5 separate regions of the Homo sapiens genome follow, and regions 1, 2, 3 and 5 are each linked to region 4. The links are chromatin loops, found by intact Hi-C in ENCODE. Cell type or tissue: endothelial cell of umbilical vein. All regions are shown on one strand. Each heading gives the region's core, and the rest is flanking DNA. Links, peaks and the distances in the headings are about the cores only.

The links. Peaks named below come from ENCODE experiments on the same cell type or tissue, not always from the same donor. Only the 100,000 strongest peaks of a DNase experiment are listed, where the experiment ranks them.
Region 1: a loop joins it to region 4, with 2.5 times the contacts of the local background. A loop is called at or near these places in 2 of 110 quality-filtered maps.
Region 2: it touches region 4 in a loop (3-fold over the local background); 14 of 110 quality-filtered maps call a loop at or near these places.
Region 3: it touches region 4 in a loop (3-fold over the local background); 6 of 110 quality-filtered maps call a loop at or near these places.
Region 5: a loop joins it to region 4, with 4 times the contacts of the local background. A loop is called at or near these places in 2 of 110 quality-filtered maps.

The regions. Positions count from the first base shown.
Region 1 is chr14:55,799,882-55,806,441 of GRCh38, forward strand. No RefSeq gene overlaps it. Among named protein-coding and RNA genes, the nearest start is that of LINC00520, 6.5 kb to the left of the region's middle. RefSeq lists an enhancer at 3,574-4,773. In endothelial cell of umbilical vein, for the core only: a CTCF peak has its summit at 3,312; a DNase peak (open chromatin) is centred at 3,400; H3K27ac peaks cover 660 bases.
Region 2 is chr14:55,660,395-55,665,394 of GRCh38, forward strand. KTN1 (kinectin 1) reads left to right here. Exons shown (of 44, transcript NM_001079521.2): 32 at 1,128-1,218; 33 at 3,561-3,647. Among named protein-coding and RNA genes, the nearest start is that of KTN1, 83 kb to the left of the region's middle. In endothelial cell of umbilical vein, for the core only: no CTCF peak of the experiment used is centred there; no DNase peak of the experiment used is centred there.
Region 3 is chr14:55,631,984-55,636,983 of GRCh38, forward strand. It overlaps KTN1 (kinectin 1), which reads left to right. Exons shown (of 44, transcript NM_001079521.2): 8 at 1,252-1,358; 9 at 2,543-2,675; 10 at 4,466-4,553. Among named protein-coding and RNA genes, the nearest start is that of KTN1, 54 kb to the left of the region's middle. In endothelial cell of umbilical vein, for the core only: no CTCF peak of the experiment used is centred there; no DNase peak of the experiment used is centred there.
Region 4 is chr14:55,442,412-55,448,971 of GRCh38, forward strand. It overlaps a transcript of FBXO34 not described here. Among named protein-coding and RNA genes, the nearest start is that of TBPL2, 5.1 kb to the left of the region's middle. RefSeq lists enhancers at 3,845-3,934, 5,009-5,509, 5,274-6,473. In endothelial cell of umbilical vein, for the core only: a CTCF peak has its summit at 3,919 (motif pointing right); DNase peaks (open chromatin) are centred at 3,940 and 4,560; H3K27ac peaks cover 1,484 bases.
Region 5 is chr14:55,717,534-55,724,093 of GRCh38, forward strand. LOC124903320 (a long non-coding RNA gene) reads left to right here. Exons shown (of 2, transcript XR_007064179.1): 2 at 3,890-4,202. Among named protein-coding and RNA genes, the nearest start is that of LINC00520, 76 kb to the right of the region's middle. In endothelial cell of umbilical vein, for the core only: no CTCF peak of the experiment used is centred there; a DNase peak (open chromatin) is centred at 3,978.

The DNA.
Region 1 (6,560 bases), core at 881-5,880, 360 kb after region 4:
GAGGGTGTGGCCTTTCAGCACTGGGGGAGCTATTAACTGAAGGCCCCCTGCCCTTCCTTCCATAACAACTCCTCTGATTCTTAGTTCCTGAGGCTCTTGTTAAATCCACTAATTTACTAACTCACTGCCCTTGGGATTTTAATTGAAACCAGCATGAGTAACATGCTTTGGCAATTATTGGGACAAATAAAGTTTCATCCTTTACCCCCAACTAAAGTCACTTGCTAAGGATTCAAACCTATTCCATTTCTTTTCATGCCCAGAGATTTCTAGATTTATTTCCTCAGACTCAAGCCTGGAAGACAATGAACAGTAGATTAACATATTGAAAACTGATGTTTTGGCCAGAGAAAATATCTGTTCCTCAGTGTTTTGCATATGTAGGGGCACAGTGATCCACTTCATTTGTTCTCCTCATACAGAAAAGCAGACAGTTAATTTAGCTTATGGCAATCAGTGTAGATGTCAGGCAAGTGACCGGGCAAGACTGTGGTGCTGATTGCAACAAACAATGGGAGAGAAGGGCCCGGCCATGGCTTTGAAACTGCCTTTGCAAAATTATGATGGTGAGAGAAATCTGACATGGCTCATTCCATCTTGTTTCTAGCCTTACAGGGTGGTTGTCTTTGCTCATTCCTGGGTGTGGGCCAAGCTGACTTTGGGAGAAATTTATAGTTTAAATGATAATAGCCCTTCCACAGAACTAAACTGTTCTTGTAAAACTAATGAAAGGGCCACCAAGTTAGGGGGATGAAAAGGGCTAGAATTACCAGCCATTATCCTGCAGCTCATAAGATTTGCAACTTCCCCAATTACTCTTGCAGATAACATCACTATTGTAGAACCTAGGACTGGCCTTTTGAGATGTCTTTTCAGGTTTTTGCATTTCTAACAATGGGACGGCCCCACCTGGACCTGCCAACCAGTCCTGTGGCCCCCACCCAGGAACTGACTCAGCCACAATAGGACAGCTTCAGTTCTTATGATTTCCTCTCTGACCCAGCCAATCAGCATGCCCCCTACCCTAGCCCCTTGCACACCAAATTATCTTTGAAAAAAACCCTAACCTATGAGCACTTGGGGAGATTGATTTGAGTAATAACTGTCTCCTCATGTCAATTGAACTCTTTCTTTACTGCAATGCCATGGTCTTGGTAAGTTGATTTTGTTTGTGCAGCAGGCAGGAAGAACCCATCGGGTGGTTATAGCTTGCTTAGGTGAGCACTGTGCAGAGGAGCATGAGTCATCAGCTATCCCCAAGATATTCACAGCTCTGTTCAAATGTGAAGATTGGCAACTTCATACTTTTCTTTTGATGATGTTCCAAAAGCCATTTGGTGGGCTTTAATATTTGTGCCCAAGATAGTCATTCAGATGAAACCTCCTTTGCAAAAATTGTAACAGTGAGAAAATTAAGACAGTGAAAGAGACCTGACCTAACTGACTCCATCTTGCCTTTAAACTCCAAGCTGCCTTTGTTTATTCCCGGGGTAGGCCAAGCTAACTTTGAAAGGAATTTAGTTTATAGTTTAACTTTGAAACAAAGATGATAACAGCCTCTCCCCAAACAAACTCTCTCCTTGCTTGGTGTATTAGTCTGTTTTCACAATGCTATAAAGATACTACCTGAGACTGGGTAATTTATAAAGGAAAGCAGTTTAATTGACTCACAGTTCTGCATGGCTGGAGAGGCCTCAGGAAACTTACAATCATGGCAAAAGGGGAAAGCAGGCATGTCTTACATGGCGGCAGGTGGGAGAGTGAAAAGCCCAGGGGAAACTGCAATTTATAAAACCATGAGATCTTGTGAGAACTCCCTGTCATGAGAACAGCAAAGAGGAAACCACCCCCATGATCCAATTACCTCCCACCAGGTCTCTCCCTCAACACCTGGGGATTACAATACAAGATGAGATTTGGGTGGGGACTCGAAGCCTAACCATATCACTTGGAGACCAGGTTGCCTTTGTAAAACCAACAATTAGTGACAAGATTAGAGATTATGGTTCAGGAGTCTTGTAGCTACAGGCCACAAGATCACTAATCACCCCAGTTGCTCCTATAGATGGCATCACTATCATAAAGATTGGTGTTTGAGATATTTTTCAGACTCTGTATTCTGATGGATCAGCTGGTGCCACCCAGACCAGTAAACTGGCTCATCTCATGGTCCCCACCTGGGAACAAACTCAGTGCAAGAGGACAGCTTTGACTCCCTGTGATTCCATCCCTGACCTGACCAATCAGTATTCCCCATTCCCTAGGCCCCTGCCTGCCAAACTATCTTTTAAAAATCCTAGCCTCTAAATTTTCATGGAGGCTGAATAAAACTGCAATCTTCTGTTCAGCCAGCTCTGTATGAATTAAACTCTTTCTCTTTAGCAATTCCCCTGTCTTGATAAATTCACTCTGTCTAATCAGAAGCAAGATGAACCCATCAAGCTGTTACACAGCCTTCCACAAAAGACAATGGATTAATGCTACCAACTATTTCCAGGCAGCTCAGCCAGTGAGGGCTAAAAACATTGAAGATTTCTGTGTTGAAAATCCCCTCTTCCTATCTCACTCTCTATTGCCTCTCTGTAGCTTCTTTTTCCTTTTATTGTTGTCCTTGATATTTCACCAATGTGAACTTGGTAGGGAGTATGGCCCTCAGATGACAAACCAGATCCCAGACATTAGACCCTCCTAGAGTTAACACTGACCAGAGGTGTCTAATTGCCAGGATGGGGATATGCCTTGGAGCCAATTTTCTTCTACATGATTGGGGTGAGAAATTGAATGGCTCCCACAGGGCTCTAGGAATGTGGGTTTGGCTGCAAGAACTCCAAGTAGCCTGATATTATGGAGTCTTCACTGAACAAATGCATTTTCTGCACTAGTCAGGATGAAAAAATATCGATTCTTATGCAGACAAACAAGATCGAAATATTCAATTGTGTTTATTTTCTCTGAGTGACAATCCATCTATCTTTTAGTATTTCCCTTACTAGGAAAGTTTAATGTGGAAAAATACTAGAGCTCATTCAGGAACGGCAAATAGATAACATTTCACATGTGATCTCTAATAGATTGGTTGTGCCTGTCTGGAGAGTTATGCTAAGCAGAATTCTGACACTGCATCTACTTTTTGCATGAAAAACAGTCACAGTTGATTAGTAATGTCTGCCCTGGGTGCAGGAGTCAGAGCAGTAGACATGTTTACCACATTCACTCATTCATTCAGTCACCAAATATTGAGTGCCTATATTGCATGCAAGGGACTCTTCTAGGGGCTATGGCACAGTTGTAGTTGCTGAGGTTCTGTTCTAGGTAGAGGGCAGTGTTCTAAAAGCTGACTGTATTTACTATTCCTAAGTGACTCATCAATTTACAAGTCTTGATAGGTCAAATGATTCATCCAAGGCCACAAAATCAGTAAGAGTCAACAGGAACACAGGACTCTGACTTCCTTGTTGTCTACCTTGTGACCCTCTCACCATCACCTGGGTGAACTGTTTATCAGCAATTTTTATTCTAAAGCTGTAGTTGCAGAAAACTTCTTGACCTACTCCCATCTTTTTGTTCAATGGTGGACCTTCAATGTGGGCTGTAGCCTGGGAATAAGGAGACGTTTCTTCCTTCTTGGAACCTTCCATGCAGAATCACCTGCCGTTTTCAAGAATGTAACAGAGGCAGCAAAGCATGTGGAAAATTCCTCTTTGTTGGCAAAGACCAATGTGACATTTAGTTGAATGAGGATATTATTGAAAGGCCCTATAGGGGTTAACAGTGCCTGCGGGGAGTGGGAGCTTCATGGATCAAGGTATCACATGGTAGTTGGGTGAGTTTTTCCATGTCTGAATTCCAGGAAATTTTCCCTGATATGGTTCTGTTGTTCAAAGTAAGCCTGTTCTGCCCAGGGCTTTTGAAAGTAGGCGTGTCTAGATGGGTGGTGGAAGGGCACCTGGGGGGAGAGATTATATTTTCTCAGTAGAATCCAGTTTATTCCACCAGTTCCTGAGCTCCCCACTGCACACCCATACTTTGGGGAAGGGTGTGTGTGCCTCCCTGCTGGGCTTTTCATCTGAACTTCAAAGCACTGCAAAACAGACTACTCTGTCTCTTTTCCTGCCTGGTCTCCATGGAAAAATGGTGAGATCTGACCTCCTCCCAGTGTCTGAACTTCCTACTCAAAGCTTTGGAGGCCCTGGATTAAGATTCCAGGAAGGGCAAAACCCAAGCCACAAGTGGGGAAGGCTTTGTTTCATGCACATGAATCATTCTTTCAAAGAAATCATGAAGAGGCTCATTTATGTAACTGTGTCTATTTAAGGATTTTTCGAGAGGGTTTCTAGGAAGTTAACAAAAATCTGAGATATTCTAAAACACCTCTACCCATGGGGCACTGTTCTAACAAGCTCACTATCTGTCATTAGATGTAGCAGGAGTTGTTGGCGCCCGGCCCAAGTCCCCTTAGTCTATGGTGGACATCATTCATAGACAGCTCCTGTACAGGCACAATGGCTTCCTCGGCTCCCTGGATGAGAATATTCTCTGGCTGTGCTTCCTGGGAACAGACTTGAAGTGCTGGGGAATCAATACTCCAGGAGCCTCGCTCAGCCAATAAGGGACACAGTGATCAATTCTGAGATGTGTGCTGCACAGTCCCTAAGAGGGTCCCAGTAGGACTGAGTCCTGGCTGTCTGCAATTGCAAGTTTCTCATTTATACTCCTTAATTGGCTCGCTTCCCTTCCCTATCTCAACTTCCAGCTCAGTCATTGTGCATTCTGGTCACCTCCACAGAAACACTTGCACCTAAATCCTGGTCTCAGGGTTGGTTTATGGAGGAACCTAAACTAAGACCTGACAAACCTCTATGTCTTCTGCAGGGCCAAGCTGCCAAGAACTTCTTGAGGTCTGCAGTCTTCTCCTCTCTCTCTTGTTAGGTAGATGGATGTTTGCCCAGCCGGGATTTACCTTTTCCAGGGCAGGAGGCATCACAATGTGGACAAAGTAAGATCCACAACTTGATGGAGATACCAGACTGACCCAGAGAGACTGCATCATTACTAAGCCCAGCACCTGCCTGGGTGGTAATAAAGAGGGAGAGCTCAGTGTCAGTGGCCGTGAGATGACCCCCACCTGGTCATTGACACACCAGGTGGTGAGTGTGGATCAGCGTTTAAGAACATCCACATGATCCTGATGGGGGGCTAAAAGCAACTGGCTGGTTTGGGAAGACGAGTAGCTGGCAGTGCCCACTCTGTTGGGGACTGTGGGCAGAGGGAAGGTATGATCAAGAGATAGTCTCTGCTCTAGAGGAGCACAGGGTCTCTTTTCCTTGTGAAAATCAGTCTCTTTATTCCCTTTGAGTAGCTACATAAACCATCTCCTAGTGAATGCCAAATCCTCAGGCAAAATGGCCTTGTGTGCCTGGTGCAGGACATATTAACCATGTCATGGGTTTGAATCCATATTGGACCATGGTTACAACCAAAGCCAACTGACCTTCCTCCTCTTCCTGTCATAGCTGAGGTTGAATCATGTGACTTATCGGACATCTTTGTCTGCCCTACTTTTAGGTGACACAGCTAGGAAGAACAGTCACTCGTCCCCAGCCCAGCTGGAGGGCTGAGCCACGTGTCTATAGAGTATCAGTGACCTTCAGCCCCTGCTGCTTGTAACAAGTGTAGGGCCAGGTTCAGTTGTGTGGTATTGGCAGGGAAGGGGGAGAAGGAAAAGGGGGAAAGAAATAACCCTTTTGAAAGGAGTAGTCCTTATTTGAGAAATAGGAGGCATTCATTTTTGGTGCATTTCTTTCTTCCACACTTCCCTGTGGTGCCTTCAAAGGCCTGGCCTTGCCCGTGCTCTGGGCTCCTCTCCACTCCTTCAGGACCAGCTAAGCTGGAAACTAGTGAGCACTGGGAGGTGACCAAGTGCAAATGGGTTAACATGTTGCTAATGATAATAGCTAATACTTGTTGAGCGCTCACTTTGTATAGGCACTCTGCTAAGGACGGCACAAGAATTACTTTGTCTAATTATCTCAACAATCCCAGGAATTAGGCACTATAATTAGTTCTATTTTTAAGATAAGAAGCTGAGACACAAATGTTAACTTTCCCAAGATCACACTAGTAAGGAGTCGGGCCAGTATGTTTTTAACAAATGTTAATTCGGTACCTTCTATGTGGTATGAACCCCAAATATCAGAGAGAGGTCTCAGTTAATTTAGGAAGTTTATTTTGCCAAAGGACGCATGCCCATGACACAGCCTCAGGAGGTCCTAATGACATGTGCTCAAGGTGGTTGGGGCACAGCTTGGTTTTATACATTTTAGGGAGATGTAAGACATCAATCGATATATGTAAGAAGTACATTGGTTCTGTCCAGAAAGGTGAGACAACTCAAAGCGGGGAGGGGGCTTCCAGGACATAGGTAGGTAAGAGACAAATGGTTGCATTCTTTTGAGGTTCTGATTAGCCTCTTGAAAGGAGGCAGTCAGATTTGCATTTATCTTGGTGAGAAGAGGAATGACTTTGAGTTCTGTCTGTCCTTTGTACACAAGGAAATTCCT
Region 2 (5,000 bases), core at 1-5,000, 220 kb after region 4:
TTTTTTTTTTTTTTTTACTGATACCTTTTTCTTGTTGGCCTGTAATTTTCTCTGTGAGGCTACATTTAAGGTCATTTCACATAAGTTAGTGTGTTTCAACATGTTAAAATGTCAACCACATTAAGTATATTAATAGATGATGTAAGTGATCTATCATTGGGAATATTGTTAATTTTTTTTCTTTTAATCTAAATGTTTTTCCATCTTGGTTGGTTTACAGAGTTGCTTGTGTACTAGGTTAGAATTATTGACTATTAAATCGAGTCTTGAGTTTGACTATATAGAGAAAAGGTTGGCAAATATTTTCTGTAAAGGCCCTGATAGCATTTTAGGCCTGTGGGACCCATAGGTCTGTTTTATACATGTGTATATATATGTGTATATGTGTGTACATGTATAAATAAAACAACACTTTAAAAATGTAAAAACAGCTCTTAGTTTGAGGACCTACAAAAACAGACTGTGGAGTGGGCCCATAGCCCTAGTTTGCCAGCCTCTTATATGGACACTGATTCTCAGGGAAGAGCTATTTGTTATTTAACTTTCTACTCCAGCCACTCTCAACTATAACAGAATCAAATTATGAATCTTTGCCATTGCCTTCTGCGTTTCTGGGAAACAGTAGCAGAAAAAAACATGAATGTTGAGATTGGTATGAAAATGGCAGGAAAACACTGAGCTCATTTTAATATTATACTTTTGTTGTGGGTTAGCCATTTAAAGTTATAACTGATTCATTGCCCTCTGGAAAAAAAAATATATTTAAGGGACTGCTTCTACATCAGTTTTAACTCCTCTAAAAATAGCTACTGTGTACTGACCCAGGTAAAACTATAAATAGCTACAACAGTTCATATCTTCATAATATGTTTCTTAGGGGATGAGATTTCTCTTTAGCACAAGCCTGAGCATACCATATTAGGCATAAAAACTTATATTAGAAATCATTTCTGAAATTCATAGGATGGGCTTTGTATGGTCAACAGTAGGTAGACTCTTTAATGTACTTTTCAAGGTGCTATCTCTTGATATTTTTATTTTGTAATAGCAAATGTTGATAGGTAGGGATCTAAGTTGTATTACTGTTTACCTAAAATCTTGCTACATGTATTCATGTTCTGGTTTAGAATTTCAGAAAGAGAGAAAGAAATAAGTGGTCTCTGGAATGAGTTAGATTCTTTGAAGGATGCAGTTGAACACCAGAGGAAGAAAAACAATGTAAGTAGATCTTTATCAGAATGAAGCTTTTCTTTTTATTACTTTAACACTGAAATATGGTTCAGGAATTTTTTTTAAATCTACTTTTACTTTAGATTTCTTAATCTTTGTAAGAAAGTACTATTTTCTGTGTGTAGTTTTTTCGGGGGGCGGGGCATTATTGGAGAACAGTTTTTTTTAAATAAGTGAAAAGATGAATTCTTATTCTTATAAATATTTAAATGTTGAAGCTATAATTATTATACCTTTAGTTATTTTAAAAAGCTAAAAATGCAATTGACTTTTTGTTGAACTTTTATTTGGAAAAACATGTTTTTCAGCTTGGTATTTTAAAATCAAAGATATTTCCTCTTAGATTGGGCTGGCCTTTTTGTAAACTAAAAGTAATGCCAGTATTCAAACCCAGTATACTCAGTAATGGGGTCTTTTGAAAGCCTTCTGGAACCTCCTCCTGCCCTTTTTTTTTTTTTTTTTTTAAGACAGGGTCTCGCTCTGTTGCCCAGGCTGGAGGTGGCTTGAACTTGGCTCACTGCAAACTCGGCCTCCTGGGTTCAGGCGATTCTCCTGCCTCACCCTCCTGAGTAGCTGGAACTACAGGCGTGCACCACCATACTCAGCTAATGTTTTTTGTATTTTTAGTAGAGGTGGGGTTTTACCATGTAGGCCAGGCTGGTCTCGAACTCCTGATCTCAAGTGATCCACCTGCCTCGGCCTCGCAAAGTGCTGGGATTATAGGTGTGAGCCACGGCACCTGGCCAGAACCTCCCATTTTTAACTGAGAGGTGGTTCAAATTTTGGTAATTAAGTGTGTTAGAGGCTTTAGAACCTGACTACATTTATACTAGAAAGGGAAGGGATAGTGCTTTCAGAAATATGAACCCTAATAACTTACTGAATAGACAAACAATTTAGTGGAATTTCTTAACTTTTCTCATACCAGAGGGCAACACCTGTAAGTAGAGTCCAAGCATTCTTGCTAGAGAAGAAATTTTTGTACACTGTAGTGTGATTGCTAAGACTTGAGCAAGGATAAAATGTTACTGAAATCTAAGGGAGTATTGCTAGTAAATGGATGTGTGTTTTCTGTTTTTCAAAGTTTGTGTTAAATTGTTAATTTAACAAGTTGACATTTTCTTGTACCCCTGAGTTTGTCAAAATTAGGTACATGAATTGCCACTTCTGTGTTGGTATAACAGTACTAACAGCATTGCTTAGCCACAAAACTTGAGGTGAACTTGCCGATATACTGCTAACATCTTAACTGTGTTTTATTATTGGACTTCTGAGATAAGGAGGGCATGGTAATGCAGCAGCAGCAGCAGCGCTGGAGACATTGAACCCGTGTGAAAAGAGCCAGGACACTGGAGGCCAGCAGATAGCAGTGTCAGTCTTTCCTTCTAGTTTTGCCACTTCGTTTTCTGTGTATACTTGGCTCAGTTTCCTAACTTACTTGAGCTGTGGTTTCCCTATCTATAGAATGGGAATAAATACCTCATGGGGTTGTTGTAACGGTGAGAATTTGTGAACTGCCAAGTACAGTGGTTGGCATATATTAAGTAATAAATGGTGATTATTGGCTTTTTATTTTTCGTTGTTGGTTTTTATCTGTTTAGATTTCTCATTCTGAAAAAAAAGACTGAAATATAGCAGATTATATTTGTGAATGAAATGCTGTTAAAATCCAGATCTCTCAATTTTTAATAACCTCTTTCGCCTCCAAGAGAATCTATTTTATAGCCTTCCAGCCTTCCCCTTTGCTTTGATCAACTAGCTCATACAATTCATGTAAGGTTGTTTTGTGGCATGAATGTTTGGCCATGCCAAGAAAGACATAGGACACAGTGGGTTACTATGGGATTCCTAGGTAGATTTGAAACATGTTAATTGTATTAAACCATAGAGAAAAAACGTTACACTGCAGTGGAAAGTCCTATGAGTGTTATTGGGCCTCGTTTAAACATCACATGAAAAGCTTTTTATAATACTTCTATATTTGCTCTGTCTTTAATCTTCTAATGTTCAATGTACCTGAAATCATGTATGTATTCTTGGTTTGTGTCTTTACTTTTGAATGCTTTCTTCTTTGTCACATGTGCATAGTAATTATTTTAAAAGCTGGCCTATTTGATATATATACTAAAACATGGAAAGTGGGCGTCTTTATTTTCTCATTCAAACTTCTAAACATTGCTTTTTATTTTTTTGCTAATATGCATATTTTCCCATTGAAATAATTTTGCAGTAACCAGCATTTAAATGCAGTGCAAAATACTGATGAAGTAAAAAAGCAAAAATCTTTCAATAATGGATAAACTGAAATCATTCTTTCTAAAAATGATTAGGACCTTCGGGAGAAAAACTGGGAAGCAATGGAAGCATTGGCATCAACTGAAAAAATGCTGCAGGACAAAGTGAACAAGACTTCCAAGGTTGTAATGCTAACTCCTAGAAACAATCCACTGAACAGAGAAAATCTGCAGCTTGTCTTAAAATCAGACTAAAGCATTTACTTTTACTGCAATTTAAATATAAAATCTCCTTATCCATATTTATCATCTCTATCATCTCTGCTTTTTTCATCTACTCCTTGAAGCTTTAATTTTGGGCATGCTGATTTGTTGTGATTACCTGATTGTTTGGGCTTTGTTGAGCACAACTTTAAGCTGAAGAGTCTCAGAAGACCGATGTTAACCTCTTGTCAGACAATATGCGCCTTTTGGGTTGGTTAAGATAACTTTCATGAAAACTTTGAACCAAAGAAATCTAGGTGAATTAACAAACACATTTGAATATGTAGGATGTGCCATAAACTACGTGTTTTGGAGGGCACACCAAGATGTCTCAGATAAGGTAGAGAAATGATCAAAGTCTTAAATACAGGAAAGGCATCAACTTTGGGTGTGTTGCTTGGAATGGTTCCTTAGAGGTGGTGGACTGAAACTTCATGTATTACTGGCTAGCAATGACACATGGCATGTTTAGATGAAATATTACTATCAAGGGATAATTCTCTTGACCAGAGTATGTAAAGTACTCCTGAAATATATAGCCCCCTCTGTCTTCAGAACAATGGAGGACATTCTCCTTGAGCTCAAGTTGTACCATTGGGTGTGAAGATTTCTAATGAATTGTAATAGAGAAGTTGTTTTTAAAGATTGAGAAAATTGAATCTGCCAGTCCAGTTAAGTATTTTGAAAATTCCTGTCAAGTGTAAATGTGAAACAGGGGTATTGAATTTTGCAGACAGGTAAAAGAAAGAACCTACATGATTAATTTTAGCACTATGAAAATATTTTGTGTGCCATGGTACTCTATTGAATCTTTAATATAAGTCTTAGTGACACCTGAAGGAATGTTTAAGCATAAAATAGTTCTGTAAATTTTTTTTTTTTTTAGCAAGTATACGTTTGTAGTTACATTTCCTGTAGCTTAGTGGATTTGTATTTAACTATATCCCTATTTATCTAGCCATAATTTTCAGTAAAGGTTAAATTCGAGATAGCTGAGAGGTATATTGGGACCAGAGAGTAGGAAAATCTAGGTCAGATAGGACATTTCATTATTATTTCACTGGGAGTAGTTGCAATTGTACAGTCATTTCTGTCAGCGATGAGGGTTTTAGTGTGGTTTCTGGTTGTTTATATTACTTTGTTTTTGATGGTTAAGAGCCACCTTTTTGGTTTTATTTTTTTAGTGGGACTGGGTATGTGGGTGCTAATCACACCATTCCTACAAGAAGTTACATGCTACTTGCCATAGGCATTTTTGCATTTTATGATTCT
Region 3 (5,000 bases), core at 1-5,000, 190 kb after region 4:
ATATTCTTTGCTGCTTTCAGAGTCCCAGTGTTTTCCTCTGAAATGCCACTAATAGCAAAAAAGAAGTGAATGATGCTGTTTTCATGTTCTTACCCTATCCACTGCTTTTAGCATTTGTTTAACTCATTCCTTCATCTTCTCATCCCCCAGCAATTTGAGTTAGTGAAGAACTGATTTTCCTAGCCTCAAGTGATCTTTTCTTCTTAATTCCTAATTCCTGTTAATTTGAAAATTAGGCAGATACTTGTAGCAGCATCTTTTGTTGAAGGTGAAAGGTATTTAAGTGATTCATCCTGTTTTACTTGATTACTTACAGAGGTCAGGATATAGATTCCATATGATAACTTCTGTGAAAAATAGAAATGTATACCTTAATTTCCCTTAATAAGCAACAGTTTCTTTTGAAAGAATTATTAATAAGATTATTTCATACAAAAACATGTTCTTATGAGAATATAAGAGTCAGTGTGCCTTTATCTTTAGATTCTTTAATCCAAAATTTAAAAATTAGAAGAAGAAAGTTAGAGTGGTGGTCGCCAGGGGCTGCAGGGAGAGGAATGGGAGTTATTCGTTAAAAGGTGTAGAAGGTGTTTTACACAATGAAGAGAGTTATGGAGAGATGAATGGTGGTCATGATTACACAGCATTATGGATATATTTAATACCAGTGAACTGTATACTTGAAAATGGTTAGAATGGTACGTTTTATGTTATATGTATTTTATAATGTAAAAACTTGGAAAAAAAATTAAGAGGTCAGAATATTTTAGCAAGCAGGTTTTTGTGTTATCTATATGATTATGGCCCAATTTGTAACTTAATATAAAGTGTACCAAACATATTTTCAGTTTTTAAACTTTGGCTTACTAAAGACTTTAAGAATATTGCTAATGTATAATTGACATAAGATCAGGACAAGCTTAATTTTGTATGAATCTATTCGGTAGGAAAGAAATCCTAAATCATATTTAGTTCTGAAACATCATCTCTAAGCATGTTTATCTTGTATTTCAAATATGATAGCAGCTAGCATCTACTTGTATTCTTGAATGTGGTGACAGTTTGTATTTGATTTGCATTCATCACTAACAAAATATAATTCTTTTAAATTTGTTTATATTTATTTGAGAAGAATGATTCAAACTTCATTCTATTGATGTTTTTTATATTCTCATTTTAATAAAGTTTATTTTAAAAGTTAGCTTTGACAGTCTTTGTTTTCTAAGTTTTATGTGTGTAAAATAATTTTAGTTTCAGCAAGTTCGTGAGCAGATGGAGGCAGAGATAGCTCACTTGAAGCAGGAAAATGGTATACTGAGAGATGCAGTCAGCAACACTACAAATCAACTGGAAAGCAAGTATGTTTCCAAATACCTTATTTTTTAATTGAATGGCAGAGTATTTTCTTGAATCATCAAAATATTAATAGCGTTTGATAGTAATTGGTTAGACTTTTGTGTTTTTACATTTGTTTCTAAAATGAGTTACTTTTAAAAACAATTCTCTTTTGCTTTGTGAAGAACTTCTTCAGTTATACATATGTAAACTATGTTATATTAATGTCATACTATTATATACTTATACAAATACATTAATATATATCATATATTACATATTTATATAAACATGTATGTGTATATTGTATATAAACTATGTAATAAATACTAGTACCACCAATGGAATGGTCTACAAGCTTATGAGTTTATAAGTTTTAAACCATCTGTCCCCTTTCACAGTAGCTCCCAAACTTCAGTGTTCTGAAGAACACCTGGCATTCTAATTAAAAGGTGTATTCTTGAGTCCTCCCCTTAAAAGATTATGATTCACTGACTCTGAGGTAGAGCCCAGGAGTCTACATATTAAGACACTTTCGGGCCGGGTGTGGTGGTTCATGCCTGTAATCCTGGCACTTTGGGAGGCCGAGGCAGGCGGATCACCTGAGGTCAGGAGTTCGAGACCAGCCTGGCCAACGTGGTGAAACCCCTGTCTCTACTAAAAATACAAAAATTAGCTGGGCTTGGTGGCACACACCTGTAATCTCAGCTACTCGGGAGACAGGAGAATCGCTTGAACCTGGGAGGTAGAGGTTGCAGTGAGCCCAGATTGTGCCACTGTACTCCAGCCTGGGTGACAGAGTCACACTCCGTCTCAAAAAAAAAAGACACTTTCCTTGTGATAGTGATTGGCTCTGAGGCCATACTTTGAGAAATAGTACCTTAGAGAGACTAGTAATACCGGTACACAGTACCCTGACTGGCTGATTTTTAATACGTTTTCAGAAGACCAGTTTGAAGGTGACACTATTTATGGTCATCCATTTTTCTTGATATTTTACAGTGATTTTAGAATTTGAATAACTCATTAGAATTATATAGGAATTATACAACTAAACTTTATTGTTAGTAGTCACTTGTGTTCTGTTTCAGTTGGGCTGTAAATGGAACTACTAGCTCAGCTCAGCAAAACTAACAAAGTATGTTTTGTTTATTTCTTATATATATTTGTAATAACGGAAGGCTCCTAATCCAGTTACTGTTTTCAGGCAGTCTGCAGAACTAAATAAACTACGCCAGGATTATGCTAGGTTGGTGAATGAGCTGACTGAGAAAACAGGAAAGCTACAGCAAGAGGAAGTCCAAAAGAAGAATGCTGAGCAAGCAGCTACTCAGTTGAAGGTGATATATTCTCACCTTTATTTGTCATTTCATGAATAATATAGGCGTATTAGTTCGTTTTCATACTGGTATGAAGAACTGCCCGAGACTGGGTAAATTTTTAAGGAAAGAGGTTTAATTGACTCACGGTTCAACATGGCTGGGGAGGCCTCAGGAAACTTACAATCATGGCAGAAGGTGAAGAAGCAGCAAAGCATCTTCTTCACGAAGCAGCAGGAAGGAGAAATGCCGAGCGAGGGGGAAGACTCCCTTATAAAACCATTAGATCTTGTGAGATCTCACTATTACAAGAACAGCATGGGGGAAACCATGCCTATGATTCAGTTACCTCCACGTGGTCTCTCCCTTGACACGTGGAGATTATGGGGATTACAATTCGAGATGAGGTTTGGGTGGGGACACAATGCCTAACCATATCAGTAGGTATTTAATTTGATGACTTAAATGTGTATATAGGTTTGAAAAATATAGTTTGAAGCTTAATGGGACCTGTAGTCTAAATGCTATGCCCTGATGAAAGAAAAAGAAGCATGTGCCCTATTGAAAGAATTGAATATAGGCTTGAATTTGAAGTTAAAGACCGTTTGAAGATATGGTAAATGATGTTAGCTGATTGACAGATATAAATTGTAGAATTTTATCATATATATGGGGGTTAGGGTCTACAGTATAGGGCAGAAATCATGTAGTTAAAAATTACCCTTAATACCACTTTATCACCCATAGCTTGGATTTTTCAGTAGGTCCAGCAGAACCTAGTTTTCTTTCAGCACTGGAATAGGTAGTTTTTCCTTTGCTTCAGCACAAGACTAAGTAGTGTTCCAGTGGCTTGCACTCGACCCATGATGTACAAAAAGTCACATACTGTATCTTTAGACGCCAGAGTGTCACTTGGTCCAGTGAGATGCTTATACTATGAAGAGATGCATGGCTTTGCTCAGGCTGACTGAGGGAGGAGCAGATTCATTTATCTCATTTTATATGCATTCTGAAGCATATGTACATTGAATAGAATGATGAGTATAATTCTCTATTCCTGCTTTTATTGAAGAGGAAATTTGTTGAAAGTATAGTTCAATTTGTGTAAGTTAAATGCTACCTCATTATAATAGATTCCTACCTAGGTCATTGATAGAATTGTACTTTGATACCAGTTCCAGAGTAGGAGTTAAAAAGGCTTCAAGAGTAATTGAGTATGGAAAATAGTGTTTTTCTTAAGTCTTGTTGGGAGATTGATATAAGTATCCTTTCTTTTATTTAATATTGATCTTGCTGGTGGGTTTACTACTGGCATAGATACGGAAGTCTGTTCTCTGTGGATATGGATAAATAAATGACATTAAAGATTATAGTCATGATTGGAGTGTTGTGTTATAAAAATACCTCAAAATAAGAATTTTTAGCTACTTAGATTTAGCAATAAAGACACCATCCTGTCCTTCGGAAGCTTATCAGCTAAAGGAAGGTTAGTGGGAAACAGGTTATTGCTAAGTGGATCAGATGTATATAGTAGTAGCTATCTTGATAGAAACTCAGCACAAATATTGAGTCTGAAATAATCTCCAAACTGTAAACCCTGTAATGTTGGAGGATAGGATGGCTATGGCTGATAAATAAATGGCTTTTAGACTGTGTGTATCTGCTTGTCTTATTGAAATGTAGGAGACTAGTTGCAATAAGCAGTTTTATGATACAACAGTAAAGGTAGAGGATGCTTTTTTTCCCTCTTTTTCAAAGTAGAAATTCTGTGTTTGTGCTAATTTATCCTTTCTCCCTTTTAAAATACCAAGGTTCAACTACAAGAAGCTGAGAGAAGGTGGGAAGAAGTTCAGAGCTACATCAGGAAGAGAACAGCGGAACATGAGGCAGCACAGCAAGGTAAGGGGAAGAAGTATTCATGTAAACTTTGTATATAATTTTGGGTAAAATTTCCTCTCTCTTCCATCTGTGAAGAAAGTATAATTTGGCATTTTGGTTATAGCTCAATAAAAATAGCTTTTATACTTTCAGAATATCTTTCTTTCTTTGACATTTGTTAGGGTTTTAAAATAAGTTACCTACTAGCTTTGCCTGAAGCATTAAAGTTGCAGGCAAAATTATAGTACATGATAGGTTAATGGGATCCTGGCTGTGTGTGTTTCTTTTCTGTAGTTATTCTCTTTGGTTCTTTGGTTAATTCTTTTTTTTTTTTCCCAAGAAAATACTCACTTCTTATTTTGAAGAGAAAAACAGAGCATTACCATCCCAGGTAGTTTACTTAAAACTGCCCATTTAATACATGCTAACGTTTACTCATTTACTCTTAATTTGATGGATCCATCTGGG
Region 4 (6,560 bases), core at 906-5,905:
AGGCAGACATAAAATACATCTTTTTTACTAGATTTTGCTCTCTGAGAGCAAGAATTTTGATAACTAATTTTAATGTCTCTGTACCAAGCTTATCTGCTCAGTAAAACTGGATGGATGAAGGAAACTGACCTTAGAACGTAGCATAGGAAGCACATTATAGTAGAGACAGCTCATTCTAAGAATCAAATCACAACAAGTCTTACAGAATTTCTAATTAAGAATAAAGGAAACATTTTGATGAGATTGGAATTTCATATAATTGCTTACGATGGTATTTAATTTAAAGGTTTGTGTTGAGATAACCTACACATTTTTTTAGCACAGTACCTGCCTAGTAGCTCAAATATTAGCTCTTAATTTTGTTATTAGACTGTTATAGACTGAATTGTTTCCCCCCAAAATTTATATGTTGAAGCCCTGATTTGATCTGACTGTTGTCCTCACAAGAAGATGAAATCTGGACACACAGAGACACCAGGGATGTTCACACAGAGAAGGCCAGGTGAGGATGCAGTGAGAAGGCAGCCATCTGCGAATGAAAGAGAGCGGCCTCAAGAGAAACCAGCCCTGCTGACACCTTGATCTTGGACTTCCAGCCTCCAGAACTGTAAGAAAATAAATTTCTGTTGTTTAAGCCACCACAGACTGTAGTATTTTGTTGTGGCAGCCCTACCAGTCTTACACATAGACTTATAAAGTCTCTCATCATATGTGGTAGGCAGAACGGTGAGATGCCCCCTAAATTCCTATCCCTAGTATATACACACCTTCTCCCAGTTATTCAAATACCAATCTAAGTGCTGCTATGCCGCACTTTACAGATGTAATTAAGGTCCCAAATCATTTGACTTTGAGAAAGAGTATCCAGGCTTTTCTTCGGTAAGCCTAACCTAATCAGGTGAGCCTTTAGAAGGAACTGGCTCTTCTTTGGGAGAGAGAGTCAAAATCTGAGAAGGATTTGCCATGAGGGAGATTTTTCATTGCTGGCTTTGAAGATAAATGGGGCCAAATATTGGAAAGAATGTGGGCAGAGCATGGTGGCTCACTCCTGTAATCCCAGCACTTTGGGAGGCCAAGGCAGTAGGATTGCTTGAGTCCAGGAGTTTGAGACCAGCATGGGCAACATAGTGAGACCTCATCTCTACAAAAAATTTTTAAAAAATTAGCCAGATGTGGTGGCATGCACCTGTAGTCCTAGCTACCTGGGAGGCTGAGGCAGGAGGATCACTTGAGCCCAGGAGGTTAAGGTTGCAGTGAAACATGATTGCGCCACTGTACTCTAGCCTGGGCAACAGAGTGAGACTTTGTCTCAAAAAATAATAATAATATTTAAAGTAATAATTAAAAAAATAAAAATCATATTGGAAGGAATGTGGGTACCTCAAGGAGCTTAGAGTGGCCCACATTTGACAGCCAGCAAGGAAATGGGGACCTCAGTCCTATGACTGCCATCAATCATGAATTGGCTTGAAAGTGGATTCTTCCCAGAGCTTCCAGAAAGGAGTTTAGCATGGCCAATACGTTGGTTTTAGCTTTGTAAAGATCCTGAACAAAGAAGCTGGCTATGCTATACTCAGATGTCTTAGAACTGCGAGCTTGTAAGTTGGCGTTTAATTGCTAAATTTGTGGTAATTTGTTACTTTACAAGAGAAAACAAATACATCAAAATTATAATAAGTAGAGACACAAATTTGCAGTGATGTGCCATGCAAATAATAGAGGAATAAAATGGTAATAAGCTCATTTGGGTAAAAGGTGTACCAACGTTCCTTATTTTTATTCCTGTAACTTTTTGTAAGTTTGAGATTGTTTCCAGGTAAAATGTTTCAAAATATAATATTAGTGATTGTTTTGTGAGTGTTTTAGTTGTTTGAGATTTATACAAGATCTTGTTTTTTTTTAAATTATTTTTTGAGATAGGGTCTTGCACTGTCACTCAGGCGGGGAGTGCAGTGGTGCGATCTCAGCTCACTGCAGTCTCTGCCTCCCGGGTCCAAGCAATTTTCCCGTCTTAGCCTCTGGAGTAGCTGGGATTACAGGCTCGTGCTACCTCGCCCAGCTAACTTTTGCACTTTTTTTTTTAAGTATAGATGGGGTTTCACCATGTTGGCCAGGCTGGTCTCAAACTCCTGACCTCAGGTGATCTGTCTGCCTCGGCCTCCCAAAGTGTTGAGATTACAGGTGTGAGCCACTGCGCCCAGCCCAAAATCTTAAGCTATTCTTTTCTGGGAATCAAAGATTGCTATGGTTTGATTGACTAACAGTTAATTGCTAGCATTTATTCAGCTCTTACTATGTACCACACGCTATTCTAAGTGTTTCACATATATGAACTCATTTAAATGTCTCGAAGACCTGGTGAGATAAATACTCTTTTTGTCCCCACGTTACAGTTGAGGATACTGAGGCACAGAGAGGTTGAGTAACTCGTCCCAGAGTGTCTGACTATGGAGTCATTTGCTATGTATTGTCCCTTACCAAAGGCTTACATAGACCATTTCAAATTAGTTTGTTTTCTTTTGAACTGTGGTGGTTATCTGTTTTGATTCTGACTTTTTTTTTTTTTTGGCTTCAGAATTTATAATATTTTATACTTTGGCAAAAAAAGAAGAAAACCGAAAAACTACTATATCCAATTCATTCTTTTCTTTCTCAATTTACTGTTGTAAAGATTAAATGCCTTAAATAGAAGCATATGTTAACTTTTTTTTTTTTTTTGATATAAGGTCTCACTCTGTTGCTCATGCTGGAGTGCAGTGGCACAATCACAGTTCACTGCAGCTTTGACATCCCAGGCTCAGGTGATCCTCCCCGCTCAGCCTCCCAAGTAGTTGGGCCTCTAGGCTTGCGCCACCACACCCAGCTAATTTTTTGTATTTTTTTGTAGAGATGGGGTTTTGCCTTGTTGCTCAGGCTGGTCTTGAATTTCTGGGCTCAAGCAATCCACCTGCCTTGGCCTCCCAAAGTGCTGGGATTATAGACGTGAGTCACTGTGCTGTGGCCATACGTAAACTTTTACTAAGCACTTTGCAAGTATGAAGTATTGTTATTAGAATCTTTAAAAGAATAATGTTAAGACAGGAGTGCATATTCATGGTCATGAAGAGTCTTGAACAGAGGTCAATTCTATGGAAAATATGGCTTTTACTCGTATTTTAAGAGGACCTGTCCCTCCTCACAGAAAAAAAAAAAAAAATATATATATATATATATATATATATATATATATATATACACACACATATATACATATAATATATATTTGAGACACTCCAGGCTGGAGTGCAGTGGTGTGGTCATGGCTCACTGCAGCCTCAACCTCCCAGGCTCAAGTAATCCTCCCACCTCAGCCTCCTAAGTATTAGTTATGACTGCAGGTGTGTACCACACACCTGTCTACAGGTGAAAACTCCCATCTCTACACAAAATTTTAAAAAATTAGCTGGAAATTAAAACAAAAATTTTTGTAGAGCTGAGGGTCTTGCTATGTTGCCCTGGCTAGTCTTGAACTTCTGGGCTCAAGCAATCCCCCCCCAACCTTGGCCTCCCAAAGTGCTGGGATTATAGGCGTGAGCCACAATGCCTGGCCTCTTCATAGACAATTTAAAAATGAACCTACATTCTACATTAAATATAATTTATATGTAACAATTTAAGAGTTGAATTGCTTATGATTAGTTGATATTTTATAGACATTTAATCAAATTCACTAATTTCAGTTTTGGAATAGAAAAAAATGTTTGGAGTCAACAGACTTTCTTAGCTCTCAAACAATTTTACTGTCCCTTGAAAAGCTCCTAAGCCCTGGGCACTGAACCTCAACCTCTCAAATGCAGTCACGTCACCACTGGGGCCTGGGATTCTCTGGCAAGAATAATGAAGATGGAAATTCAGTGTTGGAGGGATGTTGAGAAACATTGTTCACTAGGGGGCGCACTTTCATCTCCATGAGGGGAATACCTTCTGGTTTGGGGAGAAAACAAACAGCTTTGAGGGGAGAGAGGAAAAAAAAAAGGGGGGGGAGCATGCATTCCCTAAATGTTAAAGAAAAAAAGGGTAGCTACTTCTCCATGGCAGAAGACCAGAGGGTACTTCCAAAAATAAATAAGATTAGTTACTGTATCAGTCAATGTGAATATATGTGCTATTTTATACAAGGAGGTCCTATTTATAGGAGCTAAACGGAAAGTGCTTGTAGAGTAATCCACATTCACACTATCTTGATGGTTGTTAAATGTGAGGGGCAATTTCGCTGCCCAGGAAAAAACGGAAAAGAATTTGCATAAATGAGATTAGGTTTCTAGAAGCCATGTTGGGAGAGAACTTTTTTTTAATGGTGGCAATATTTGCTAAATGCAGCCTTCTCTTTCTTTTAGAAGCCATGGACATTGGGTGTGATTGATCTCTACATGGAGCTGTCAGTTTCCAGACAGTGATTTTATACACAAGAATAGGGAGGTGGATTTGAGCACTGCACAGAGGCCTTTTCTAGATCAAAATTCAATGAATTCTTGTCCTTTCAGTAATCGTTTGAAATAAAAACCCACAGTAATTCTTCCTCCCCCTTTTTGGTGGAGGTGGAGCATGAACTTCAGCATCTGGGAAGGAGCCTGTGTAATGGCTTAGTCAGGAGCTGCTGAAGCACAACACAGATAACCTTGATCTCCATAGTCTTTGCTCACCAACCCCAGTCCACTGAAAATCTTGAATCATAATGGTGCAGCTTTCCTTCTCAGGCAGTGCTATACACTGGCCATAAAGAAGACTTGCTGTGTTTAAAGTTTCTCAGGAAAATGGCTTAATTTCACGTAATATTAAAGACAAGAATTAAAATTTCACAAGTTTCTTTTTCTCCCTTGACTGATCCCTATTATTTTCTTTCTGTGTGAACATATTCCATCACAGCGTTTCTACAATAAATAATGCATTCTTTTAGAAAGCATATTATAACTGGGAAGTGTTATTTATAAGCATCGTTTTGGCAGTTGTTTCATGGAAACAGAACCAATCAATCAGCACTGATTCTGGGCAGGAGAGAGTTGCTTTACCATTTTCCACGCTGAGCACATCAGGGATGTCTGATCCCAGACAGTAGCTACCTGTCTCCTGCCACGCACAGCAAAACAGGGAGATTAGGTTTTACCGTATTTGCTTGGGAAAATATGGATGAAGATTTCAGCTTCTGTCTGCTCTGAACTCCACTTTTTTTTTTTTTTTTTTGAGACAGGGCCTCACTCTGTCGCCCAGGCTGGAGTGGAGTGGCACGATCTTGGCTCACTGCAACCTTTGCCTGCTGGGTTCAAGCAATTCTCCTGCCTCAGCCTCCTGAGTAGCTGGGATTATAGGTGCACACCACCACACCCAGCTAATTTGTTTGTATTTTTAGTAGAGACGGGGTTTCACCACTTTGGTCAGGCTGGTCTCGAACGCCTGAACTCAGGTGATCCGCCTGCCTCGGCCTCCCAAAGTGCCATGCCTGGCCTGAACTCCACTTTGTGTGCACCTGACTAGGAATGGATTTTTGTATGTGTTTGTACTTGTACTAACAATGAAAATCTTCTATATACATCTACTAGGTACCCATAAAAATTAAAAATCTTCTAGAAGACTTCGGTCTGAACCACGTATCTAGAGCACTGGCCTTCTAGAAGGCAGCTTTATAAAATAGCTCATGGGATTATGTAGGGGAAGATTATGGTGTGTGTAGAGAATTACCAGAGCCACCACTAAAGGCTTCCACAGCTCCTGTGAGGTCCTGGAGAAGCAGCAACCTTTGGGAGGAGGCCGGAGGCAGAAGTGAGTCAGCACACCTACCCAGTTCCTGAGAAGAGGCTCCCTAGGGCCACTGAGTCACTCTTCCCTTAAGCCTGGGAGTCAGCCCCTCCCCTATCCCCTTTTTTTCACTTCTATTTCAGAACCACATCAGTGCTAAGAGGTACAGTGTACAGTGGGAATAATAAAATATAATTACCATGATGACAAATCAGCAAATGATGCTGTTTATGAAAGGAATTCTTTGGATATGCTGTACTTGGAAACACCAGACTGGCAACTCTCCAAGTTGTCCTGCTTGTAAATCAAAGGGAAAACTGTTGGCAGGGAGTTTTGACCAAGACTTTTCACTTCGGGGAAGACCTGAGTACTTTCCTGCTGGTTGAATGTTGCATAGAGGAGTCACTCTTCACGACATTTCCAAACATGTCCCTGTATTGACTATCTCAAGATGACTTAGCTGTCATTCCCTCCTTCTCCCTGATATGTTCGCTCGTCCATGATTCTGTGCGAGATACTTTTTAGAATCCATGAAGGCTGCAAAGATGACTATCTTTAAGGAACTTACAATATAGTAGGGACAATATATGATAATAAAGATAAGGATAATAATAGCACATATGGATGATTTGCTATGTCTGGCTAGTGTTCTAAGTCCGTTAAAACTTCTTTTTATCAAAATAATGCTATAGGCTGGGCACAGTGGCTCACGCCTGTAATCCCAGAACATTGAGAGGCCGAGGTGGGCCGATCACCTGAGGTCAGGAGTTCAAGACCAGCTTGGCCAA
Region 5 (6,560 bases), core at 899-5,898, 280 kb after region 4:
CTCTCTCTCTCTGTAGATTCAGCAGGACTGTGAGTTGACCATAGCCCTTCCAAAAGCAGACATGGCCTCTACTCAGCTAATTTTGTCTCCCAACTTTTCTTTTTTCTGTGTGAACCTTTTAATAGCTGGGCCAGACCATTCCTATGGAGACGGTTAAGTAAATTCCCGCGGAGCAAGGTAACATGATAGCATTTCCTTGGTGGTGTATTTCTACCATTTTTTCTACTTCTTGTTTTGCTCATCTCTCTTCTCCTTCCCTTAATGGCGTTTTTTTTTGGTTAATAGAGTAAGGGCCCTGTCAGGCTGTTGAGGCACCCAGAGTTGCTGGTTCTTCCTGGAGTGCTGAATTAATATTCAGTGTAGAGAAAGAAAAATACCTTACTCTGGAAATTCAGGACATTTCCTTCCTTCCTTCCTTCCTTCCTTCCTTCCTTCCTTCCTTCCTTCCTTCCTTCCTTCCCTCCCCTTCCTTCTCTTTCTTTCTTTCTTTCTTTTTCTTTCTTTCTTTCTTTCTTTCTTCCTTCCTTCCTTCCTTCCTTCCTTCCTTCCTTCCTTCCTTTCTTTCTTTCCTTCTTTCTTTCCTTCCTTCCTTCCTTCCTTCCTTCCTTCCTTCCTTCTTTCTTTCTTTCTTTCTTTCTTTCTTTCTTTCTTTTCTTTCTCTCTTTCTTTCTCTCTTTCTTCTTTCTTTTAGATGGAGTCTTGCTCTGTCGCCCAGGCTGGAGTGCAGTGGAGTGATCTCAGCTCACTACAACCTCTGCCTCCTGGGTTCAAGCAATTCTGTCTCAGCCTCCCTGAGGGGTAGCTGGAACCACAGGTGCATGCCACCATGCCTGGCTAATTTTTGTATTTTTAGTAGAGATGCGGTTGCACCAGTTGGTCAGGCTGGTCTCAAACTCCTGACCTCAGGTGATCCACCTGCCTCAGCCTCCCAAAGTGCTGGGATTACAGGTGTGAGCCACCATGCCCAGCCAGGACATTTCTATACAAAAAGTTGCTTCTCTGTGCTGAGGCACACTAAATACAAATCTTACTTTTCTGACAAACTGGAGACCTTCTAGAACAATGATTTCCAAATTTTTTAAAGAATCAAACTCCTCCTCAAGTGATGTATTAGACAGATTGTGCAGCAGCCCTGGCTGTGGAGTGGGATAGATGCCCCACCCTTTTGGGCTTCTTTCCCTCTCCCTCCCTTGGCAGCCATCCATGCGCCCCTCCATTGAGCTGTGACTCTGCAGAACAGGGAGAAACTATGCTGGTGGAAAGTGTGAGCTGGTATGTCTAGGTATTTATTGACAAAATCATGATACTGCCAAAGACTATATATGTTGCTGGTTTGACAAAAGTATGTTTGTATATCTATGGCACAGGTGAGCTATGGCCTCTATAGAGAGCCATTTGACAGTTAGGTATAGTTCCTGCCTAGAGGGAAGTAACAACTTAGGTCCTGTAACAGGCACACAGATATGTGTATGGTGGTGGGTGCTGGGTATCTACGTTTCCAGGTCATTTCCACCATGACCTAGCCCAGATAAACATGAAGATATGAGGAAGGCTTCTTGGGAGCCACAAGTCTGCTTAGGGACCAAACAGGAGAGATTCTTCCATCATTTTTGAATCAACATTCCGTGACAGTCAAAAAGCCATAGGGTTCCCCTCTGGGTTTCCTTAATCCTATGTTGGTTCAGTGAAGCTCATCTATTCCAGTTGACTTGAAGGTCATTGATAACAAATTGATGATTTGGTGACTGTTACATAACTGTTTCGATTATGAATTTTGATTGACCTCTGCCTCCCCCACAAGTTATCAGCACCCATGTTTCCTATCCCCATTGCTGGCGGGTACCATGAACCATTCACTACTTGTGCTTGGGCTGAGTCTTTCTCAACAAGCACAGCCTAGGAAGCAAGAACAGCAGGTGGAATTGTGTGCTCTGAAGGCTGTTGACTGACAAGGCCCGGTATGTGGTATTAACCTACCCTGGCCAGCTCCTGTTACCTCTGCAGCCCACAACCAGCAATAGTGACCATTCTCTGTGATCACAGAAATTGTTCATTGCAGTCCATTTTGTCATGTGAAAGAAAAAATGGGCTTTGTCTCATAAATTACATCCCATTAAATTCCAAGTATTTCTGAGAATTCAGGAAGAGGAACAGAGTAAGTTCTGTTTGTTCATGACTGAATAATTGCTAATTGGTTATTCATTTTAAAACACACAGAGAATTACATTTAATGCTGTTGTCTTCATCTGGAAAGAGATTTGTTTTGTTTGATAGAGCATAAGCTGTGACATCTTGGGGAAGTACAAATGACTTGGTCCTACCTGAAATTCACAGATTTGAAATTTTACAATTTCCTTTAGGTGAGAAATCAAATAATAGGTACTAAATTACCTTTCTAATTTATTGGTCCCATAACATTGCAAAAGTACCTCTCAGGCCTGATGGAGCCCTCCTGTTCCATCCACGGGGACTTTTTTCTCTCCCTGAAGACGGGCAGGAGTTCCTTCTCTTTCCTCCACCCTATGACACTTCCTAAAAACACTCTGTTCCATAAACTGTCTTTCTTGGTTTATTAAAAAAAAAAATCGGTGGTACAATGAGGTTCAATATGCAGAATCTGGCATGCGTAGCTTGTGTTGAAGGGCTGACACAGTTGAAATAATGAATTTCATTTATAAAAGGAATGCAGTTGACTACTAATAGTTTGAGTTTTCTTCAATTAGTGATGATGAATTTCCCATTCACTCATTCAGTAAATATCAGTTGATCATATTCTCTATGTTCCAATCTTACCCTATCCTTCTGATCTTTCTTTATCTGCTCAAGAACTTTCCTGCTGTTTAATTATCTGCTGCTAGGGAGATGGTGAGTGTAATCATGGATGAGAATAAAACAATATGAATGAACCTCTGGTTCTTAGCACAGTCCTTTAACCTATAGAGCAATTGTATTAGCCATCATTTCCTTTTTCTGGTAAGTGAGATTTCAAAATAATAACTGTATATTATAGCCATCCTGAGGAGTTTAAGAACATGGCCTCCAAAATACAATATCCTGAGATTGAATCCTAACTCTGCCACTTACTGTACAGGAGACCTTGGGCAAGACACTTCACCTCAGGGTGTCTCAGTTCTCTCACCTGCGAAATGGGATAATAATGTAACCCACCTTTTAGGGTTAGTGTGAGGATTAAATGAGATAATCCTAAAAAGTTCATAAAATAGGAAGTGGCACAGGGTAAATTCTCAGTAAATGTGAGCCATAATTATAATTGTAATCATTTTTTGATCTCTTTAATTTTTCTTAGTTATCATAGAAAATACAGCTGTGAAGAGTGATCATTGCATATAAATAATGACAATAACCTTTGGACTTACCTGATTCTTGTCTAAAAGCCTGCTGTGAAAGATGTTGTCCTGGGGCATAGTATACTGTTCTTCCTTCTCTCCCACATGCGGGAAAGGAAGCGCATAGCAATGAGATGGTAGATTACAGTGGAAGTCAGGAGACACAAAGTTGGGTGTTACACCTTCTTGATTATGGAACAACTCTGGGTGAATTCTTCAGTTACTTGCAGGTTACCTTTTCCTACATACAAAATTAAACTGTCAGAAACTACAGTTTGTGGCAGTGAGAGCCTTGAGACATGTACGTATCGTGGCTTATTATATATTTTCAAGAATTTTGTGTATAATGTGGTGCAAGTGAGCAAAAGCACACATCCTTGTGAGCCCACTGGGTTCCATGGAAGTCTTTTCTTTAACATGTTAAAAAAAACCCCAAAATACTGTCATTTATTGAGCCTCTAGTATGTGGTTCTATATATTTATTATCTCATTTATCCTTCAGGGCAATTTGATGACTAACTTGTATTGTTCTCATTTTTCAGATAAGGAATCTGAGCCTCCAAGAGTTGTAGTGACATGTTCAAGCCACATGGTTAGTGAGAAGCAGAGAAAGGACCTAAGGTCAGAGCAATCTTAAGCAGGTCCTCTGTGGTCATGGTTAGTGTGGTTTGCTTCCAGGCCAGACCATTTCCTTGCTGATGCAAGATTCTCCAGAGCTCTCCTTTTCCCCCGGGAAGTGGTGATTGGCTGCTCCATCAGCCTGTGTCCTTGAGTGACTGTGCTGGGCAGAATGCCCTGCCAGCCTGAGAGGGACCTGTGGTGTAGAACATGAAATAAAAACCTTTGTGGTTTTCAGTTATTGAGATCTGGGGGTTCTTTGTTACTGCACCATAACCTGGCAGATCTTAAACACAAAATCTTAATGATCTGTACACAGATTGAATACTTGGTGCCCATTTCAAACATTTTTAGAATAGGAAGGAAAACCCAGAATCCAAGAAAGCAAAGTCTTGAATTCTAAATTCTCGTGTCTTTATTGACAGTTTGGTAAAACAAGCAAACAAACAAAAACACACATTAAAAAAAAACAAAAACAAAAATTAGTCTTAAGGAGTTGTCTTTCAACCATGCAAATAATCATAAGAATCGTTGTCTTAGTTTTCACAGCTTATCAGAGGACTCTTCACCTTCATTTCTCTTGGTACTGTATCTATGTGGCCTGAGGAGGAATCATGGCTATAACGTGGTTTCTGCCTGTGCAAGCAGATTGAATTTATTTCTGTCTGAGCCCATCCCTATCTGTCATCCAATTATCATCAATAAATATTTAAATGTCAGGCCAGCAGCCCCAGAAGGGAGCCCTGGGTATTAGGCCTTTGCGAGTCCCAGCTGATCGTTATTAATTCAATGAATGTAGTTGTAAATTGGCTAAGAATACACAATGGAAGCGATTACAAGTGCTCTTGTCAGTGTGGGCTCATTCCATTGAAAGATGGTTCAGATTTGCTTTTGCCTCATTCCAAGGAAATATGAGATGCAATTTGCTTCAAACTAAATGCTCGCTTAGTTTCTTGCCCAAATGTTAAACAAGAATAAGGCAGGTTGGAAGGACCATCTCTGGAATGTATTGTTCTGAATGACTTAGAGGTTTGCAGGGCCACTTTTTGAGCTAATGTAAATTGGCAGGAAAATGCTTTCCATTGAGATGAATTATGTGCTCAGGGTTACCTGTTTTTTTATCTGAGTTAGAGAAGTCAGAGTAGATAAAAATGAAATGACCCATTATCAAATAATCAATGAAAAAGCTACACTCCTGCAATGTTTCTGGATCAATATACAAGTTACCTTTCAGATAGATGAATTGTCCTTGTGTTGTTCAGAGCAGAACAAAGCCCGCCTCCAGCCAGTCTCCCCAAATGCACTCTGTGTGAAAACATAAAGCATTAAACCATCAGGGACAAAAAAGTGGGGTGCTGTCCACATGGCAGCCCTTCCCAAACGGTGCTCAATGAGACTATTCTTGGGAATGTGTTTGGTACACACGGATCTGAGGCACAGCTGTTGCAGGTTAAGGGCGAGGTGTAGAAGAGGTTCTGGGGACACAGCATGTTCATTCCCCAAGGGCAGGAGCATCAATCAGCAAGAACTTCCCGAAAGATATATTTCACATGATCTATCAAAATTTAAATTGCTCTACACTTTGTCCTAGCAATCCAATTTTAAGAATTCATCCTGCAAATTGTAGCTACACATGTATGCCAAGATCTTTGTGAGAGGATGTTTCTTGTTTGTGATGGTAAAAACATAATCACAAGTTGAAAATGTCCATCACAATGGGAATGGTTAGGTAAACTGTAATATATCAACACTGTCAAGTACTATCAGCTGTTAAAAGGTAGATATGTATATGCTAACATGTGATCTTGGGAACTTATTTAATCTCTCATGAATAACTCATGACTCCCACCGCCTTCTTCCATTCTAAGACCATTCCATGTCTTATTCAGCCCTGAATATTCAATATCTAACATAGGGCCTGACTCCATAATGCTAATTACATTTGATTAAATATTTGCTAAAAAAATTGAGGGTGCTGACAGAGATCCCCCTTGCCTTATGTTTTACTTATCCAATTTGTAAAATAGGGATAATAATAGTATTTAATAAGTATTAGCTGAGTGACAGATAAAATGAAAGGGGTGTGTGTGTGTGTGTGTGCATGTACGTATATATACAATGTTTTATTTTTGGAGAGACTAAACTCTAGAAAAGTAAGTGAAAAACTCATAGACAGAGCTAAGCAAAGAATCCCAAGATCCTCACCTGGGAGTGTGAGATGGGAAGATGAAAGAGGAGGAAAAGTAGCCTGTCCTGCACGTGCAGACTACTGTGTGCAGAGCTATCTGTTATATGCTTTTCACAGTTGTTTCATTTAAAACTCACCATCATTTGAAGTATTATCATTCCCATTTACAGATGAGAAAAATAAAGCTCAGAAAACTTACCCAAGATCACTCAGTTGAAGTAGCAGAACTACGCTTCCAATCTAGGTCTAGTGTTAAAGCCCATGGCTCCCACCACTTCCTTCCATTCTGAGACCACATTTTACTCATCCCTGAGTATTCAATGTCTAGCATAGGGCCTGACTCCATAATACTTCTTACATTTGATTAAATATTTGCTAAAAAAAATTGAGGATGCTGAGTGAGATCC